Regions from separate parts of the Mus musculus genome. Here region 2 is linked to region 1. Evidence: chromatin loops called from intact Hi-C (ENCODE). Cell type or tissue: heart. All regions are shown on one strand. Each heading gives the region's core, and the rest is flanking DNA. Links, peaks and the distances in the headings are about the cores only. Region 1 has its middle 91 kb from the start of Map3k7. Region 2 has its middle 55 kb from the start of Bach2.

Evidence for each region. Hi-C counts contacts between places; a loop is a spot of excess contacts. Peaks named below come from ENCODE experiments on the same cell type or tissue, not always from the same donor. Only the 100,000 strongest peaks of a DNase experiment are listed, where the experiment ranks them.
Region 2: a loop joins it to region 1, with 2.4 times the contacts of the local background. A loop is called at or near these places in 4 of 42 quality-filtered maps.

Annotation. Positions count from the first base shown.
Region 1 is chr4:32,050,391-32,059,786 of GRCm38, forward strand. It overlaps the pseudogene Gm11927. Among named protein-coding and RNA genes, the nearest start is that of Map3k7, 91 kb to the left of the region's middle. In heart, for the core only: CTCF peaks have their summits at 4,919 (motif pointing right) and 6,865 (motif pointing left); a DNase peak (open chromatin) is centred at 4,921; H3K4me3 peaks cover 975 bases; H3K27ac peaks cover 497 bases.
Region 2 is chr4:32,357,822-32,367,217 of GRCm38, forward strand. It overlaps a transcript of Bach2 not described here. Among named protein-coding and RNA genes, the nearest start is that of Bach2, 55 kb to the right of the region's middle. In heart, for the core only: no CTCF peak of the experiment used is centred there; DNase peaks (open chromatin) are centred at 1,140, 5,890 and 5,910; H3K4me3 peaks cover 1,080 bases; H3K27ac peaks cover 5,088 bases.

The DNA.
Region 1 (9,396 bases), core at 494-8,493:
TTCCTAAGTTCTACTCCATCTACAACTCCACAGCTAACCGAAACAAAATGGAATTTTAACCCACGTTGCACATTAGTTTGAAGCTTGCCACCAATTCTGTTACAGTGGGAACTGTCCTAGTTAGGTTTCTGTTGCTGTGATGAACACCATGACCAAAAGCAACTGGAGAAAGAAGCATTTTATTTCATTTTGCAGGTCACAATCATCCATTGAGGCAAAGACCGGACAGGATTAAGGCAGGAACCAAAGAAGAGGCCACGCAGGAACAGGGCTTATTGGCTTCCTCCCTATGGCTTGCTCAGCCTGCTTTGGATCACCTGCCAAGGGACAGCACCCTCCACGATGGCCTGGGTTCTATCTCCCACATCGATTATCAATCAAGAAAATACCCCTTGCCTACAAGCCAATAGACTGCCTCTTTCCAGATGACTGTAGCATGTGTCAAACTGACAAAAACAAACAAACCAACCCTAACCAACACAGAAACTAAGGCAAGGTTTTGACTTCTCCAGAGGGGTGCCAAGCCTTCCAGCAAAAGAGCATAAAGAGACAGACACCCTACTGGAGGTTTTCTAGTAGACGCGGTGGTTCATTTCTTGGTACCCAGAAACTTGTGTGATTGCTGCTCTGTCCATTTCCCCTGAGGAGAGTTTCAGCTCTGTCTGGTCCGCACTCTGGGAACACGGATATGAGTGTGATGCACGCAACTCTCCCGGGCTCCCCCGGACCTGTATGCTGGAGTGGTGAGCCCTGTTCTCTGTAACTCCTTCTCCTGGTTCCCTGGGCTCCAGCTAATAATGTGCGACACTGTGCTAGCACGCCACCGAGAAGCCTCGGCCTGGGTCTTTGAAGTGGTATGTCTTCCAGTGTGGTGTGGGGTGAGGGAGGAGAGGTGGGCGGGCAGAGAAGAGGGGGAACAAACTTCACCTTCGGAAGGCTGGGCTTCATGTGTAGTTCTGTTTCAGATACTAGGTGAGGTCCCACGCTCTTTCTTGCTTTTGAAATTCTGCAGTGCGTGAGCTCCTGTCCCACCTGAGTCCCTGCTCGGACTTTCCTCAGGGATCGACTGTGACCTGAAAGTGGAAGATGAATCTTTCCTTCCCAAGTTACTTTTGGTCACATAGCATTGATCACAGCTACGGAAGGCACACGAATTCCTCTACAAACTGTGATGATTCTCCTGTACGGCCATGTGAAAGACCCCAGAATCCAGGAGACTAAATTCGTTATAAACCCTTGCTTTGTGTGTGCTCTGTGTTTGTGTGCAGGTGTATGCACACCTGTGTGTGCAAGTGTGCACGTGCCTTTTAAGACCAGAGGTCCTACTTAGTCGGCACACTAAGGAACATGGCAGCGGCTGCAGCCAGGGTCTGGTGGTGTGGTTTTTTGGGGGCTGTTTCCGTAGCCGGGGGGGGGGGGCTGGGCGACCCTCAGTGTTGTTGCAGTGCGTAAGAAGGGAGAATGTGGTGGCTGAGAAGCGCCCCACTGTCAGACCCCAGAGTGATATGACCCACAAGCAACTCTCAGCATTTGGAGAGCATGTGGCTGAAATCTTACCCAATTAAGTCCAACAAGTTTAGGTGACCTGCCTTGATGAGTTAGAAATCTGTATCCATCCCGATGGAGTCATCCCAACACTGACGTTTCTCAGGGATCGCACCAATGCACAATTCAGATCCTTGGCTGACTTGACACAGTGGATGTCCCAACTCGGCAGAACCGTTTTGATATTGTCTACAACCTGCTGTCTCTGTGGTTCAACTCTAGGATTTGGGTGAAGACCTATGTAGATGAGCTGACGTCCACTAACTCTATAGTTGGTACTCACCAGCAAAGCAGACGCCACAACAGGCTCCTCCTGCACACGTTTATTGGAAGAGCTTGATTGCACAGGCGAAAAGACCCCAGCCCAGAACTGGTGCTGCTTATAAAGGCCTAGGAGGGGCGTGTCTCACACCCGGATTGGTTATGCATTCTACCTCATTTGCATGTCTCACATCTGATTGGTTATACTCTCAGTACCTCACAGAACCTCATTATCATACCTCATTTACATGTCTCTCATCCGATTGGTTATACTCTCAGTACCTCATAGAACCTCATTATCATGCCCTGGCCAGGCAGTGACTTGGTAAAAACTTTACTGCATATGTACACATTGGTTGTTTACCCAACTTTATGCGTGGTGGCCAGTGGTAGCCAGCACCACCTTGTAATGGCATATGTGGCTTCCCACAAGGGAGGTCTGGGACATGATTGGAGTTTTCTTTTTTAACCACCCTGATTTAAGAAGGATCCTGACAGATGATGGCTTCGAGGGTCATCCTTTCCGGAAAGACTTTCCCCTCACTGGCTATGTTGAGCTACGTTATGACGATGAGTGAAACGGGTAGTGACTGAACCAATGGAGCTGGCACAAGAATTCCACAAGTTTGACCTGCTTTCGGAGGTTTTCCTTGCCTATCGTCAGCCTCCTGAGAGTCTCAAGCTCGAAGCTGGAGACAAGAAGCCTGAAGCCAAGTAACTTCAAAAGCATAGAGATCCTAGAGGAAAAGGCTACACCTAGGGTTGTCTGTAAATAAACTCCAATGGACAGTCAGAAAAAAAAAAAAAAAAAAGATCAGAGGTCCACCTCAGGCATCTTTCCTCAGAGATGGTCGCCTGCATCTTTATTTGTGTGAGGGTGTGTGTTGTGAGTAGATTCGCTCTCCTCTATGTGTGGAGCTCAATGGCCAAAGTCAGGTGTCCTCCTCCAGCACTGTGCTCCACACTTTATTTATTTATTTATTTATTTATTTATTTAGAGATAAAGTCGCAAATGAACTTGGACCTTGTCATTTCAGCTAGACAGGCCAGGCAGCTCTGAAGTCTAGCTTTTATGTAGATTTTGAGGATCTGAGCTCAGGCAGGTCTTCATGTTTTTGCAACAAACTCTATCCACTGAGCCATCTCCCCAGCTCCACCTTGCATTTTGAGACTTGGTGGTCTCTCAATGAGACCTGGAACTCAGCAGCTCCGGCTCCCAGCCAGCAAGCCTTAAGGATCCTCACAGCTCGGCCTCCGTAGCGCCGTGACGACAATGAGATAGTGCTACATTTGACTCTGTAAAAATAATCTAACAGTTGTGCTCATGTGCGCGTGCGTGCGTGCGTGCGTGTGTGTGTGTGCGTGTGTGTGTGTGTGTGTGTGTGAGAGAGAGGGAGAGAGAGAGAGAGAGACCATGTCAGAGGACAACTTTATGAGTTTGTTCTCTCCCTCCAGGGATCAAGCTCAGGTGTCAGGCTTACCCAGTGAGCCATTCAGCTGTCTCAGGCTTGAATTTTCTTCTTCTTTTTTTTAAGTCAGTAAATATAAGAAAGTTTTAAATTGCCCTAAAAGGCAATTTAACACATGGGGGAGATTTTTGAACCTATCACTTTGGTACAGGGCCCAGATTCTGTGACACTGGAGCCTAACTCTCATTGTGAGTGTGACCACTGAGGAGAAGGCTGCCCATGGAAAGCGCTATTTGATAGTCTTAGGGCCAGTGATTCAAGAGAACGAGCCCGCATCTAAAATCCAGAGAGCCTCCGCAGATAAGGAATATTTCCCTGAAATCAAGTGAAGGATTTTTTTCTTTAATTCATTTTTTTTACAGTCCATGTTTTATTCACCCTTCATCCCCCCTCCGACTGTTTCATATCCCACACCTCCTCCCCACTCCCATGTCTCCACATGAATGTCCCCATCCCCCACCCCACCTGACGTCTAAACTACAGTCTCTTGATGGTTAGGTGCATCATCTCTGAATGAACACAGACCCGGAAGTCCTCTGCTGTATGTGTGTTGAGGGCCTCATATTAGTAGGTGTATGCTGCCTGGCTGGTGGTTCAGTATCTGAGAGATCTCAGGGGTCCAGATTAATTGAGACTGCTAGTCTTCTTACAGGATCACCATTCTCCTACGCTTCTTTCAGCCTTCCCTAATTCAACAACAGGGGTCAGCAGCAACCCATTGGTTGGGTGCAAATATCTGCATCTGACTCTTTCAGCTGCTTGCTGGGTCTTTCAGAGGGCAGTCATGATAGGTCCCTTTTTATGAGCGCTCCACAGCCTCAGTAATAGTGTCAGGCCTTGGGATCTCCCCTTGAGCTGGATCCCACTTTGGGCCTGTCACTGGACCTTCTTTTCCTCAGGCTCCTCTCCATTTCCATCCCTGTAATTCTTTCAGACAGGAACAATTATGGGTCAGAGATGTGACTGTGGAATGGCAACCCCATCTTTCACTTGATGTCCTGTCTTCCTGCTGGAGGGGGGGCTCTATAAGTTTCCTCTCCCTACTGTCAGGCATTTCATCTAAGGTCCCTCCCTTTGAGTGCTGGGAGTCTCTCACTTCCCAGGTCTCTGGTATATTCTGGGGGGTCCCCCTAACCTCCTATTTCCTGAGGTTGCCTGTTTCCATTCTTTCTGCTAGCCCTCAGGACTCAAATGAGGGATTTTTAAACGTGATAGCAGGAGTTAAAAGGGAAGCAAGGGACATGCATTTACAAGTAAGTCAGAGACCAGAGGGCTGAGGACACAAAGATGTTACCTGGAGATAGTGAGTGGCCTCCTTCACGCTAGGCCAGCACGGAGCTACTGAGGCAACGCCGTTGCTTCTGCGGATTCCCGTGCTCCAAGAGAAACGGGGCTTTTTCCCTTCCCCAAAGACACTCTGCCAACTAGACCCCAACTGGACCGCCGGATGCGTAAACTGCCCCTGTTCTATGATTCTCATACAAATTTGTCAGTGATTTGCAGACACTATGAAGCAAAATTAGAGAATAATCATTAAAAGCTTCCGACAATATGCCTATCCATAAATTCTTCAAGAGGAAGATGAACCACCTTCACATAGCACGGCCCGGGACCTTACCGGCTCCAGCCATGCCTTCTCTAGCCACTAGATGGCAGTACAAGCACAGACTTTCAAAGGCCCTTTATTGACAGGGTAGCGACAGCCAGCGCTACTAATGAGGCTGGCTTTGTTTTTGTTTCTTTTTTGTCTTCCATAACTTCGGGTTTCTGGTGTCTGATTCGATGTTTTGGGCCACTTGGACTTTCCACTGCACTTCCAGCCCCTTCCAGAGGCTTCATCGTTTTGCTGGGGAGATAACACCGTGGAGCCTTCTGGGAAATTGACTATAGGGATTTGAGAAAAAAGCTTGACTTCCGGCACCCTGGATCAGTGGGTTCATTCTACGAGCTCCATCCAGGTCACCAGCATCCAAATCACTTCCCTGTCGGGACCAGATGTTCAAAGGAAAATCCCGATTCAGAAGTAGGGAATTTCCTAGAAGCGATTTTTAAAATGTATGTTTTTGTGTGTATGTACATCACATGTGTGTGCGTGACCATGGATAGCAAAAGAGGTTGCTAGCGTTTCTGGAACTGAAGATACAGGAGGTTTTGAGCAGCAAGGCACGAGTGCTGGGAACTAAATTAGAATCTCTCGGAAAAATGGGATTCCCCGGAAGAATAGCAAGCATTCTTCAGCAATGAGCCATTTCTCTCTCTCTCTAGGAGCAAAAATTTCCCCCAACTGGATCCTAAGAACCTTGTTCCAGAGGAGAACATCTCTGAGGGTAATTGAGCAAGCTACTCTGGGAACGTATGCCCCAAGCAGAGTTATAATTATTAGTATTATAAGTATTAGTACGTACTACATAAACAGTAAGTGCTGTGCCGAACTCTCTATGAAGATTACCTCATTCACTCAATAACAACTAGCGCTTGTTCCAAGCACTTGAATTTTAAACCGAGTCTGCCTGAGTGAAAACTGTTGTTGTCTCAATGCATACATATATAAAACACAGGACCCTGTGACAGAATCCTGTCCCTTGTGCCTACCGATCCTAAGTTCTAGTTCAGAATGCTTTGATGAAGTCCAAATGCAGGTATGCCTAGCCACGTCCACCAAACAGGAGTCTTCTATAAGTTCCAGTCCAGGGGACACTGGGTCAGATGGGGCCAGCCTGAAGACCAAGGAATTCAGTAATGGTTGGGCTCTGATCCCAAGTGAAGGTGTGTGTGTGCTCAGGGTGGGGTTGGGGTGGGGGTGGACGGGGTACTGTGCTCCAGATAAAGAGAAAGGGCTGGGAAAATCTGATCTCTGCACTCAGTTCTGACAACTCTGGTTCTCATCAGGGGAGTGGCCCTCCTCCTCAGTGCCTCTGGGTTGAGCCCTGCTTGCTTAGATCCTAGAATCCTTTGGAAGCTCAGATAGCATAAGCCTGCTGACGTTAGTCCCACTCGTGGAAATGTAGCCCAGAACTGCACATCTTCATCTGGGTTCGGTACCCACGTGCGTGCTCATGACTTGCTTCTACCAGTCTGTGTCAGAACAAGATGAGAGCACTGTGGGTAGGGGTTAGAGGAAACCCTTCCCTTTGAGAGTCCGTCTTTCCTGGTTAAATACTGATCTGGGGTACTTGCAAGCTTATTTTATTCCCTGGAAATGCATAACTTTGGCAAGAGTAGATTGATCTTCCTTCTCCCCTCCCCCTTCCCCCTTCCCCCTCCTCTCTCCCCTTCCCCCTTCCCACTTTCCCCTTCCCCCTTCCCTTCCCTTCCCAGCTCCCGATCTCTTGCCTCCACCCCCTTAATGCTGGGATTACAGCAATAACCTGGTTTACATGGTCCTAGGCATCAAACCAGGGCTGGAGCACACTAGGGAAGTACTGTACCAACTGTGATACATTTCCAGTCTCCTTTCTTGTCCTTTTTCTTTTTTCCATTCATTTCTTCACTTTTAGCTTTCTTTTTCCTTTTCTTATTTAAAACGTCACTCCCAATTTGTCTCTGAACAGGTAAGCAATTTTGAAAGTGGCTTCTAGACTGCCATCTAGTGGTCATCATAGCTCATGGTCACTGACTTTCTGAGACTACAGATTGTTGGAGTGTGTGTGATTGGGTGTGGCTGGGGGCGGTGTAAGTGTATGCATGCGTGTAGAAGGATGTGTGTATGTGTGCACATGTGAAGGTGTGTGGAGGTGGGGGTGCACATCTCAGTGTATGTGTGTATGTGCACGCATGTGCGTGCACATTTTAAGTGTGTGCTCAGCTGCCAACAGAGAAATGTATTATCATTAAAGGATTCAGGTTTGGGCACTGGAGAGATGGCTCAGCGGTTAAGAGCACTGACTGCTCTTCCAGAGGTCCTGAGTTCAATTTCCAACCATTACATGGTGGCTCACACCATCTGTAATGAGATCCGATGCCGTCTTCTGGTGTGTCTGAAGACAGCTACAGTGTACTCATATAAACAAACAAACAAACAAACAGCAACAAATAAACCTTTAAAAAAAGAATGAGATTTTGCCAGTGTGCTTAAGTTAGGATCCTGAGAACGGGAAACTCTGTGGGTTGTCTAAGGGCCTCAGTGATCCCAGAGGGAGGCAGGAGCATGGGCAGAAGCAAAATCAGGCCAAAGCTCAGGCATACGGGTGGGACGCTAGAGAAACAAGCAGGCCAAAGCTCGGGCATACGGGTGGGACGCTAGAGAAGCAAGCAACGTCCTCCCCAGAGCTCCTCGGAGGAGTGCACCCTCTCTTACAGACTGATGTCGTCCATGACACGTCCTGGACTTCTAACTTCTAGGGTTCTAAGAGAGTAGATTGTGTTGTGCCTAGAGCCATAGAGTCAGAACTCCTTAGAGCAGCAATAGGAAATGGACCAATCTGCACCGAGCTGCAGTTTACTGACTGATGGGCACATGACTACAGACACAGGGAGAGTCCGTATAGGAACAAGGAAGGGCGAGCCCAGCGCATCCACAGAATGTGGGGTTCCCTGGCTCCCCTGCCTGCTGGAGGCCACAATCCCCTGGCAGCAGTCCTGAAAAACAGGCAAAACCTGAGGGATCGATCAGAGAGCCTAGCCCCATGTAATCCTAAAAGTCTGCGAATCCACAACAACCAAAACCCCCCCAAAAAATCCATAAGCTCACCGCAGAACTAAATACAGGCTAAACTAAAGAGACTACTCACCTCCGAATTCGTGCCTTTCTGGAACCATTTCAAATAAGAATAAAAGAAAACGAGTCTGTGTGGGAGGTGGAACGCGGGCTAGCTGTGTGAGTATGTGGGCTATTTTAGTTGCTCTGCCCCCACCCACCTCCAACCTTCAGGATGTCTTAAAACACCGTGGTCACCTACACTGGGAATATTCTCTATTGTAGTCAGAAGCAGCTGACTAAGGGTTCAGGTTTGCTCTAGGACTCTGGGCTGCTGTGTGCCTGGTGGGCCTGGGAGTTTGTCAGCGTGCTTGCCCTGGCCCGATGGTGCATTTGTGTGAGCCTCTGGGCAGTCCTAAGAAGCATGTTAACACGAGAGACCACCCTTCTTGCTGTAGTGGGGAAGGAACACTGTAGGGGGTTTTGTTTTGTTTTGTTTTGTTTTGCCTCACTATGTATCCCTGGCCAGTCTGGAACCATTACATAGACCAGGATATCCCAAAGTGTCAGTGGTCTCCCTGCCTCTGCCCCTGGAGAGCTAGAGTTCCATGGATGCCATCACCCCCAGCTGTTCCTTCTCTGTCCATCCCTTTTCAGCTGTGCACTTAGAGAAGGAGGGAATTCGTTCTCTTGAAGGCTCTGGAGGCGCCTCTTTGGAATCCCTTGGTCTCTGAGCCTGGAATCCCTTGAAAAGACTCCTTTCAGGGTCCTCTGTAAGTGCAGAAGGCTCTGGACTCACCCGTTTGGATTGCTGAGCGATGCCATATTAGTGCTGTTATACTTATTGCTGACGCAAGTGTTCCCAACTGCTTTATAAAGGCAGGGGTTTGCTTCAGGGCGAGAGCCTCTCCACTGGCCACTGGCCACTGGCCCGACTCCTGTGTGTCCCCACAACACACGGACACCTCTTCTCCTTAGTCACTGTGTGTCCACCATGTGAATTCCTGCCAAGAGAAAGGTTATGAGGCGGGAGAGCGTGGTATCAGCCGCAGTCCCTCAGTAGAGTGTGTTTCCAAGGCTGGTCATTTGGACGGACTAAAGAACGGGTCCTGTGTCACTTGGCTTGTGGGGCTATAAGGAAACACTTTATAGATAGCTATAAACTAGAGGCTCATTATATCGTCATATTGAGGCTGAAATCCAAACTACATGGTACAGACTACATGCATAGCAAAAAATATCTCCTTCTCCTTCACTCCTGTCACCTCAAATCTCTCCTTCACTCCTGTCACCTCAAATCTCTCCTTCACCCCCTTCAGAGGACACATCTCAAACCTGAGGCTTAAGAACAGAGTGTTGGTCTGGCTCTGGTTTTTAAAACCAACACTCCCAACTTTGTGCCTAAATGTTGTTATTTTTGTGGTTCTTGGGATCAAATGCAAGGCCTAGATACATGCTAGGCACTGAGCAACACCATTGTCCTGG
Region 2 (9,396 bases), core at 998-8,997, 310 kb after region 1:
GACTGACATCTGACCAAAACTGTATGGCTTCTAAACGCCACACAGAAGTTTCTAATAAAAGGGCTGTGTTTCTCTTAGGTATACTGAGACTCTTGTTTTTGAGAAGTCTGCACTACAAAATTCCCATTTAGTTTATTTTTGGCTTGAGTCTGCTCCACTAGGAAAAAAAAAAACAACTATTTTTATAATGCCGCTTCCAGTACTTCCAGCCACAGGGGAGAAGGATTCATGGAACACCGTTCCCAGTGGTAACTGCGTGAAGTGCCCAGATCATTGCGGGACTGTGCTTTAAACAAAGCTTTCCAAGATGGTTGAGTTTCAGCTCCGTCACAGGGTCAGGCTCACATGATTCTTGCCCCCAGCACGCACGCTCGTACACAAAGGGGCTCATCCCCTCTTGCTTGCGTACAGTAAGCCCTTGACTTCTTTAATCTGTGCATGTCTCCAGTGTGTGTGTGCACTGATTGTCCTTTGTGCATTGTCTGTGGCCTCATGTGCACACATAGACACTGCATAAGTGTCTGTATCAAGGGTCCTCTTAAGAGACAATGGACTGTTCTTTTAGGGAGTTGTGTTTCCATGGCAACCCCCTTTCTCAAACTTTGAATATTAGCCACGTATATATTTCAGAAACTAGAGACAAGCTTATGTTTAATTTAGAGAATCTTTAAGTTTTGAGGAAGCAGTAGCTGACCAGCAGATGCTAAGAACCAACGTACTTTGAAAAACAATGGTGATTTCTTCTGTGCCTGTCACCAAAGACCAGCGTTACATTCAGCTCACCTTTTATTGTCTTTGGTTTTTCTGCTGCTTAGGATAGAAGACACAAATCTGTACACACTTCTACAAAGCTATAAATGATGGGTGTGTTGTCCGTGCCTGTCCCTGTAGTGATGCCTGAGTGTCAGATCCGCGCAGTGCAACACTGCTGGCTCACCCAGTTACATTTACTCTCATTTTTCACTTCCTTTTTTTTTTCTCCAAATGACTATGAGATCCATGGCTCTCCTTTAGCCACACACTGCAGTAGAGAGAGGGGTTGTGCTCCTATTTTGAAGGGAGGACTGCCTCTGCACTCAGGGCTCTGGCTTTTTAACAGTTGGGATCTGGGAAGAGACATGGACTTCCTTCCTGAGTGATAAAGACAATGGCCACTTCCTAATTCTCTGGGGTAACTCAAGCTAAATCTGTGTGGTCTATGAAGTCTGTGTACGTCATGGGTCTTGCCTTGCTACGGTTGGCTGTTTTATCCTGCCATGCCTTTTTTCCTTTTTGTTAATATCCTTAAAGACGTTTGAATCCTGATTCTTTCTGAAACCCAGATGCGATGATCTTAGGAGCCGATCAGCTGTGTGCAGCCCTGTCTGCTCTTCGGAGTGTGTTAGCTGCCCCCGAGGCTTGTTTTGTTGACTGTGTTGCAGACCTGATTTGCCATGGTCCATGCCTGCACTCTGCCTGACTGCGTTCTTGATTTCCCAGGAGGGCAAAAGCTCTGCCTTTCCTCTGAGTAATTAGTTATCTCATTTCAAAAGGGAAGTTTCTAAGATGACTTTGTCACATGCACATGTCTGCTTTGGAGGATGAAAACCTGCTTAGTTACTTGTTTATCCCTGTGTTATATGCATGGTTAGTCACGATGGAAGGTTTTAAGTATTTGAAGGGCGGAACATGGCTAATTTGACCACTTATACTCAGCCGCCGAGAGATTGTGGGTTAGCTTATTAGTGATAAAAAGCTAGAGTAAGACATGATCGTGTTTGGCTCCATGAGAAGGTAGTGGTGTTCTCTGTTTTTGATGCACATTTTCATGTGTTTCCAGGGCCTCCGTGGCACTTTCCTTTGAAGAATTCTTAGCCAATCCTCTTGCTAAGTGAGCAGGGTCCTCCATCCACAGAGATCAGAGACTGAGTTCTATAGTCTTGCTATTGTTTGAGCCCCAGAATAGAGAAGGACAGATGCCAGACTCAGTTCTGAGCCAGGGGTGGGGGCTGGTATCACACATACACACACACACACACACACACACACACACACTGGGCACCACCCTTCACGTCTTGTTGCTCTGTTACCCAGGCCCATGCATGATCCCACTCAGCCTGGTCAGAGCCACACCTCCTCCACATTCTTTTTCTCCCTTAGCCTCTTAAATGACTTCCTTTTGCTGCTAGCTCTTAAAGCTGCGAGGGTCCCTTCTTCCCACCTTATCCCTAAGCCTTCTTCTCTGTGGGATAAATTCGATGCTGTCACCATGCAAGTATACTTTCAAAGGAAATGTAATAGCCTTTTAAGTATCTATAATGTACATTTGCACAAAGGTGCTTTATAACATGTCTATGTCTAAAACTTTAAGTGGACCAAGAGTCTAGCATTTTAAAATTGATAGAAATACATATTCTAGGGCTGATAGTAAGGTCCGGGAAGACTGCAGGCTCAAAACCTGTCAGGTCTACAGAGTGAGTTCAAGGCCAGTCTGATCATCTTGTCAGACTCTGTCTCAAAAGATGAAAAGAAGGCTGGAGAGGTAGCTCAGGGGTAGATCACTTAGCCAGCATGCATGAGGCCTTAGGTTCGGTCCCTAGTACTGAATTAAAAAGGGAGAGAGGGAAAATATTACCATCTAAGCAATATGATGGTACACTAGAACAACTAAAGAAAGGGGGTAGGGGACTCATGGGAAGGTGCTTTACAATTTTTATTTCTTGGAATTGGGGGAAAAATGACCCAAGTAGAGCAGTGTCCACAACAGAGAGAAGCGGCATCAGAGATGCGACTGTGTCAGAGAGAGGACCATGTCATTGCTCAGCAGGGCCAGCCTGAGGCATGGAGCCACTGCTGCAGCTGAAGCAAGCACAATGGTCATGCCCAGGGTACCTGCAGGGAAGCCAGCACCAATGGAAGGGTGGTGTGAAGTAGCCTGGAGCTCTCACCAGCCCTGCCCCTGGACACTCTGCCTAGCCACACCATCTCCCTGACTCTGGGCAGGAACAGGATATCCCCGAGATGAGTCTCTGAGATATTCCAGTATTCGTGGCACTATAGAAACCTTGAACCAGATCGGTGACTGGTTGCAGTAAGTATTTGCCTGTAACGATGTTTGGGCAAATAGTATATTGTGTGGCACACAGCAGATTGCAATGCCAGATTAATAAATGAATTGTGGTAGAGAGGTGGGAACAGTGGCAGGAGAGGCACTTGAGGCAGAGAGAAGCAGAACTGAAGATGTAGTGGGGGACCACAGTGGCGGACAAAGGAGCACAACATTGCCAAGTAGGGCTGGTCCTCCGGCCACTGAGAAGCCACCATCGGCTCTCACCACCCTGCCACCACCAGCGAGGCCAGTGCTGCCCACAGCCCGCAGAGATGTCCAATATGAAGGATGGTTCATTTTTAGGACTAAGCCTCCTTGAAAGACTTCCATGGTCCATGCTGGCACTGGAGGCTGTGTTGGTGTCCATGGTCCATGCTGGCACTGGAGGCTGTGTTGGTGTCCATGGTCCATGCTGCCACCAGAAGCCATGATGATGTCAGTGGTCCATGCAGCCGCCAGTGACGATGCTGATGTTCGTGGACCATGTTGCATGTAGCTCTGCTACCCTGCCTAAGCTCCGGGAAAGGAACAGGCAGCGATACCAGGCCCCACCCAGCTTCCCTTGAATCCACAGATAAAAGACACAGACACACACGTTGTTCATTTTCAACTTGCCTTCTTGGCACCATTGCTGGGCATTATTAAACTCCCGAGGCCAGTGTACCCTTATCCATACTCTTAGTTCCATACCTCCCTTCTGCCCTAAACTTTAGTTGCTCTGTTGCATCTAGTCTCTGCTAACTCCCCTGATCACCTGCCTGTAGGAGTGAGCTGCGTGGCCACTCCGTTTCGAGATCTCACACAGCTGGTCACTTTTTCTCCATCAGAAGCGTGGCAAACTCTCCTCTCATTTCCTTGTGTCTGTCTGTCTCTTGTCTCCAGGGCCCCAGAAGTCCCGCCTATCCCTTCCACCCAGCAATTGGCCCATGGCTTCTTTACTGACAGATCATGAACCAATTGGAGAGCAGGATTTTAACATCAGGACCACCCCTACAGGACCAAACTGCCTATGTCTATATCCACGATCTGTGTTGCGTCTTTTGCAGTGGTATCAATGACTGCAGACTTATTATTAAGAAGGGCAGACCCTGAAGGCTTCCGTGACAAGCTCCCTGACCCCCCTCCCAACAATAAAAACAACAAAAGCAATCCAGACAGGAGCTATTGAAATGAGTCCTTAAAAATGTGATAAAGATGCTATAGCTCTTCACAGTTGATGGCTTCTGATAGGAATGGAGGTGGAAATGGACTCAATTTTATTTAAGGGACTGGCCACTGGGAGTTTGACCATGCTCCAATGTGGTAAATACAACTTGAACTTGGTGGGATTTTGCTATTGTTGTCATTGCTTTCATCTGGGGTTGGGGCAGGGCAAGGGTGTGAGGGTGGACCTGGGAGGAATGTGAAGCCAGTATGATCAGGTTGCATTGTATGATATTTTTAAATAATTAATGAAAATATTATGTTGGGAAAAAAGGGAAAGGTGGAAAGATAAAGTTAACTGTTAATTACTTCCAGCAGGATTCGCCCAGTTCTGGATAAAAAGAAGTGAGGGGGGAGCAAGAGAGAGAGGAAAGAAGAGGTGGTGAGGTGTTGCTAATTTGATTTGACTCCTGATTAGTTCCTTAGCTTCATCTTGCTCCAAGTTCAACTCTTGTCTCTACTCCATTAGAGTAGCTATTGAATGGGCCCACCAGCTTGTCCAGTATGTATTCCCTTCCTGCCCTCGCCCCTTTCTCAGAAACTACAGGATCCCTTCAGAAGGCCTCCCCTCCCCTCATGTGATGGTTTGTCTATGCTTAGCCCAGGGAGTGGTACTATTAGAAGGTGTGGCCCTGTTGGAGTAGGTGTGTCACTGTGTGTGGGCTTTAAGACCCTCATCCTAGCTGCCTGGAAGCCAGTATTCTGCTAGCTGCCTTCAGATGAAGACATAGAACTCTCAGCTCCTCCTGCACCATGCCTGCCTGGATGCTGCCATGTTCCTGCCTTGATGATAATGGACTGAACCTCTGAGCCTGTAAGCCAGCCCCAGTTAAATGTTGTCCTTATAAGAGTTTTCTCGGCCATGGTGTCTGTTCACAGCAGTAAAACCCTAAGACACCTCATCTAGCTTAAGTCCCCTGTTTGCTTTTGTGACCTCACCTCTGCAGTCCGGTGCTTGTTACAGTGGCGTTTCAATTATTCAGATCAGTCTTTACCATCCATCCCACAGTTAATCTCTGTGTTCTGTAGACCAGCAGATCCTTGTCTGTTTTTCCAGTGACCAGTACAGGAGCCGCCGTGTAGGAACTGCTCAATGCATAGCTGTCAAGTGGTCTTCTCCAGATACGGCTGGGGCCACAGGATGGCCGGCGATCCTTTCTTACTATGGTAATGCTTTCTAGGTAGAGGCATGTCCTCCAAGTGTCTCTGCCCTAGGGTACCTCACTCTGGCCATTGATCCCTGCAGGTGAATTTGCAGAGAACCAGATGTAAAACCAGGCTTTGCCAGTGCTGTCGAGCTGCTGAATAAGCCAGTCATGGGGCTGTTCTGCCCCCTGGCACTTCCACTCAGGGAAATAAAGCCTCCGTCTTGGTCACGTTAGGTTTACAGTTTTCTCTCATGAGATCAGTCTCTGACACAGAATGTCACAAGTGACTGACAAATGAGTGAGTAACTTTATCTCCCTTGGCCGGTTTACAGATTCCTCGTGTCCCTGTGTAATTGAGTTTTCGCTTCCTTCCTGTGAAGTCGGGCCTTGGTGACGATAATACTCAGCACTGAACCCAGATTGCTTTTGAGAGTTGCTGCCTTCACTCGATGCCCTGTAACCTGAACTTGAACTCCGACCCCCCACCTCTCACCCTTTGGCTCTGCACTTAGTTCGTAACTTCTTGGGGGCAAGTTCCTCTGTTAGGAGTTTGAGAGTCAGATGAAGTCATGCCGGCAGTTTCCTGTTTGCGAGCCTCTGAGCTGGTGACAAGCGCAGGCAGCTCTGACAGGTCTGTAGGTGTTGCCAGATGTGGCTCTGATTCACCCCCTCTGCTCGATAATTCCCCAGAGCTCTTCATCTCCCCAGCCGCCATCCCTGCTCTCCTCCTCGGGATGAGAAGATGTTGTGCCACCTTTCCGTGTGAGGAGATGAGCTGCTCACAGCCCGCCCCTTCATGCCCCACCTGCTTTTCTAGGGTTCAGGTGGGATGTTTATTGGTGCCTTTCTCTCCTCCCCCCATTAGTGTGGAACAGCCACAGTACAGGAGACTTTATTTGTTTCTGAACATTTTCTGTGTGAAGGACTTCGGTGCTCTACTGGCTCCAGTAGGCCCACCCACCACACACAAACACACCTCAGTGTAACACAACATAACCTGTGAAATGCAGGACTTTTCATAAATGCTACTTGAAACACAAAGACACTACTCTTCTCTCTCTGCTTAGCTGATTTCCCAGCCCTTGGGTAATAACAGGGAGAGACAGCCACCTGCTTTTGTAAAATGGTCCCTTGGTGATAAACCGCGGAGGCAAGCAGGTAGGTAACCCATCTGTGAGAGTTTGCCAGTGCCACGGGGAACACACACTGAATTTGTAATGTAAAAACTAGTGTTCTTAAACCAAAATAGGAATAGTGCTTTTGGCTCACCACCATCTTACACCATTAACAGGTTCTCTCTGAGATCAGGATTCAATCCTTGATACCTTAAAAGGTTAGAAGGACATAGCACAGATGCAGCAAAAGTGATTTGTACACTCAGGAAGTGCCAGACAAGAGTGTTAGTGTTCAAAGACACCAAACAACTACCCTTTCATGCTACCCAGAGCCCTCCTTGGTCCCCCGCACCTCCCAAAATACAGAGAATGGTTATTTGCTTGGCCCTACATGTACCTGAATGTATTCCTCTGTACCTTAATACTTTTAATAGAACTGTTTCCTTCCCTGACTTCTAAATTGTCAAGAAAAAAAAATACTGTGGTCCTTTCTATTCAGGGAACTGCGTTATAGTCTGGGTAAAGGACTTTACACAGCACTAAAATCTCATCCACCTCTTGCACTTATTTTGTTAGCCAGCACTTGTGCACAATATTGTATAAGAAGCACATGAATCTATAGATCAAATATGTCTGAGAATGAACAGACAAAAGTTCTAACTCATGAAGCTTATACGCAGCCAGGGAGGAAAAAAGATAAGCAAGAAGCAAACGGATGGTGCTGTGTTAGAACCTGACCATGGCTCCGAAGAAAACGGAGGAAATCCAGTGTGTGAGCAGAGGGCGGGGATGAGCAGAGGGTGGGGACGAGCAGAGGGTGGGGACGAGCAGAGGGTCGGTTTGCACAGAGGGAGCCAGTGCAGCCCTCTTGGGTTTCCTGGCTCATCGCTGTCAGTTTTACAGAATGCCATGGCAGCTTCTGTATTACAGCTATGACTCTGATGAAATGAGGGAAGTTCTGCCAGAGACTGACCCCCAGTGACTGGGGGCTTGCAGAGCAATGCAAAGATTACCTAGACTTTGTCTCAGGTTATCTGTCGGTTCAGTTTCCTTTTCTGAAAGTCATGTTTATCGAATAACAGATGAGCATGTCTCTGACACCTCCTGACAAATGTTCACAGTTAAACACAACCAGCTTCCTTTCTTAAGAGACCAAGAGATTCATCCAGCATGTTTCTTTTTTAAAGTCCTAAGAAGGCTCCCTTCATTGGGGCGTCTGGCCCACATCAGGGATGGATTTTGTAGTCCTGCTGCTGGCCCAGCCACATGGGAGAGCCTCACGCTGCGGGTAATCTGCTCCTTTTAACATGTGCTGTGTCTTGGTGGTGGTGGTTTAGGCTGCTGTGTCTTAGGCATGGAGCTTATTATGTCCATATAAATTGCAGATCGCTGACAGTGTGCTTTGAGTAGCATTGTGTCTGTGAGACCAGCTTTCTTGTGCGGCTCCCCTTCCTTTGTGTTTGCCATGTGGTTGGGTGTGTGAGCGATCCTCTTCTGCACTGTGGAATTCTGTGGATTTGTGTCTTCTCCCTGGCAGCTTGTCCACCCTCTTCCTCTCTGCACTCTACATTGTTTTGTTTTGTTTTGTTTTTTCCTGGATATTCTGTAGTGTGACTTCTCCACCCAGCTGAGTCTGAAGCCTGGACTGCAGGCCTCTTTCCATTGTTAAGACCCTGCCTAGACCCTGTGTTATGCATTACTGATGGATAAAGTGCCATTCAGAAGATAGAGCAAGAAGAAGGTCATCAGAAGGAACACGTGATTGTGGACAGACGCCCCTCTAGAATTGGCCTGTTGTCCTCACCACTCAATAGCTACGGAAGGTGGAGGAGAGATTACAGTGTCAGGAAGAGCATCCCCAGGAAGAATAGGTGTCTACCCCGGCTCACTGCAAGCTCTTCAGATCTGAGCCTGCCCCTCATTATTCTAAATTGCACAATATACTTCTGTCACATTCTGGCATAAGATCATGTTAGTCAGCTGCTACAACAAATACATGGGATGACCAGCTTATGAAGAGAAGACATTGGCTCTGACTCACCAGCTTACACAGCTTAGTCTCTTGTCAGTGTGGACCTGATGGTGTGTGTAAATGGCAGGGGGAAAACACTGCTCACCACTGGCTACAGGCAAAGAGAAGGGGGAGGCCAGGGCCCCACCAGTACCCTTCAGAGGAGCATCCCAGGAACCTAAAACCTTCCCATCACATTCCACCTACTACAGGTCTGCTGCTGTCCCAGTAATGGCTCCCTGGGAGGTAAAGGTTATCACCAGAACTCTGAGAAACACTTGGGATCCACACTGTAGCAGTGACTGAAAATGCGGCCTGCACGCTTTAGGCTTCCTTTTCTATCTCGTTTGGCATGAGTGACCCCTTCCACGTGGATTTTTTTCCTTTCTAATTCTCTCCATGAATTAGTTCTGTTCATTTTACTATTAACCTTGCTGCATATTTTGCAGGCCTCATCCGCCTATTGAGGATCACCCTACCAGTGGAGTCTATGACTCCACTCTGCCAAAGCCAAGCTGTTTCCACCCTTGAAATCTATCTAGGGAGTAGGAAAAAACACAGTGTGTTTCTGAATGCTACTCTTAAAGGAAATAAAGAATGATATATTCCTAGTAGGCTGTACAGGCTCTAGGGACCATAACTGAATTAGCTCTGAATCCATACATCCAAGAGGAAGTGTATGGAGGTTTTCTCGGACACACGTCTTCACTCAAATGAAGCCACTTAACTTCTAGCATAAATTGCAGTCTACACTATGATTTTTCTTAAAAGTTGTCGAGTGGAACTTGGGCAACAATGCATTGTTTCCTCTGGGTTTTGCATAGCTCAGGA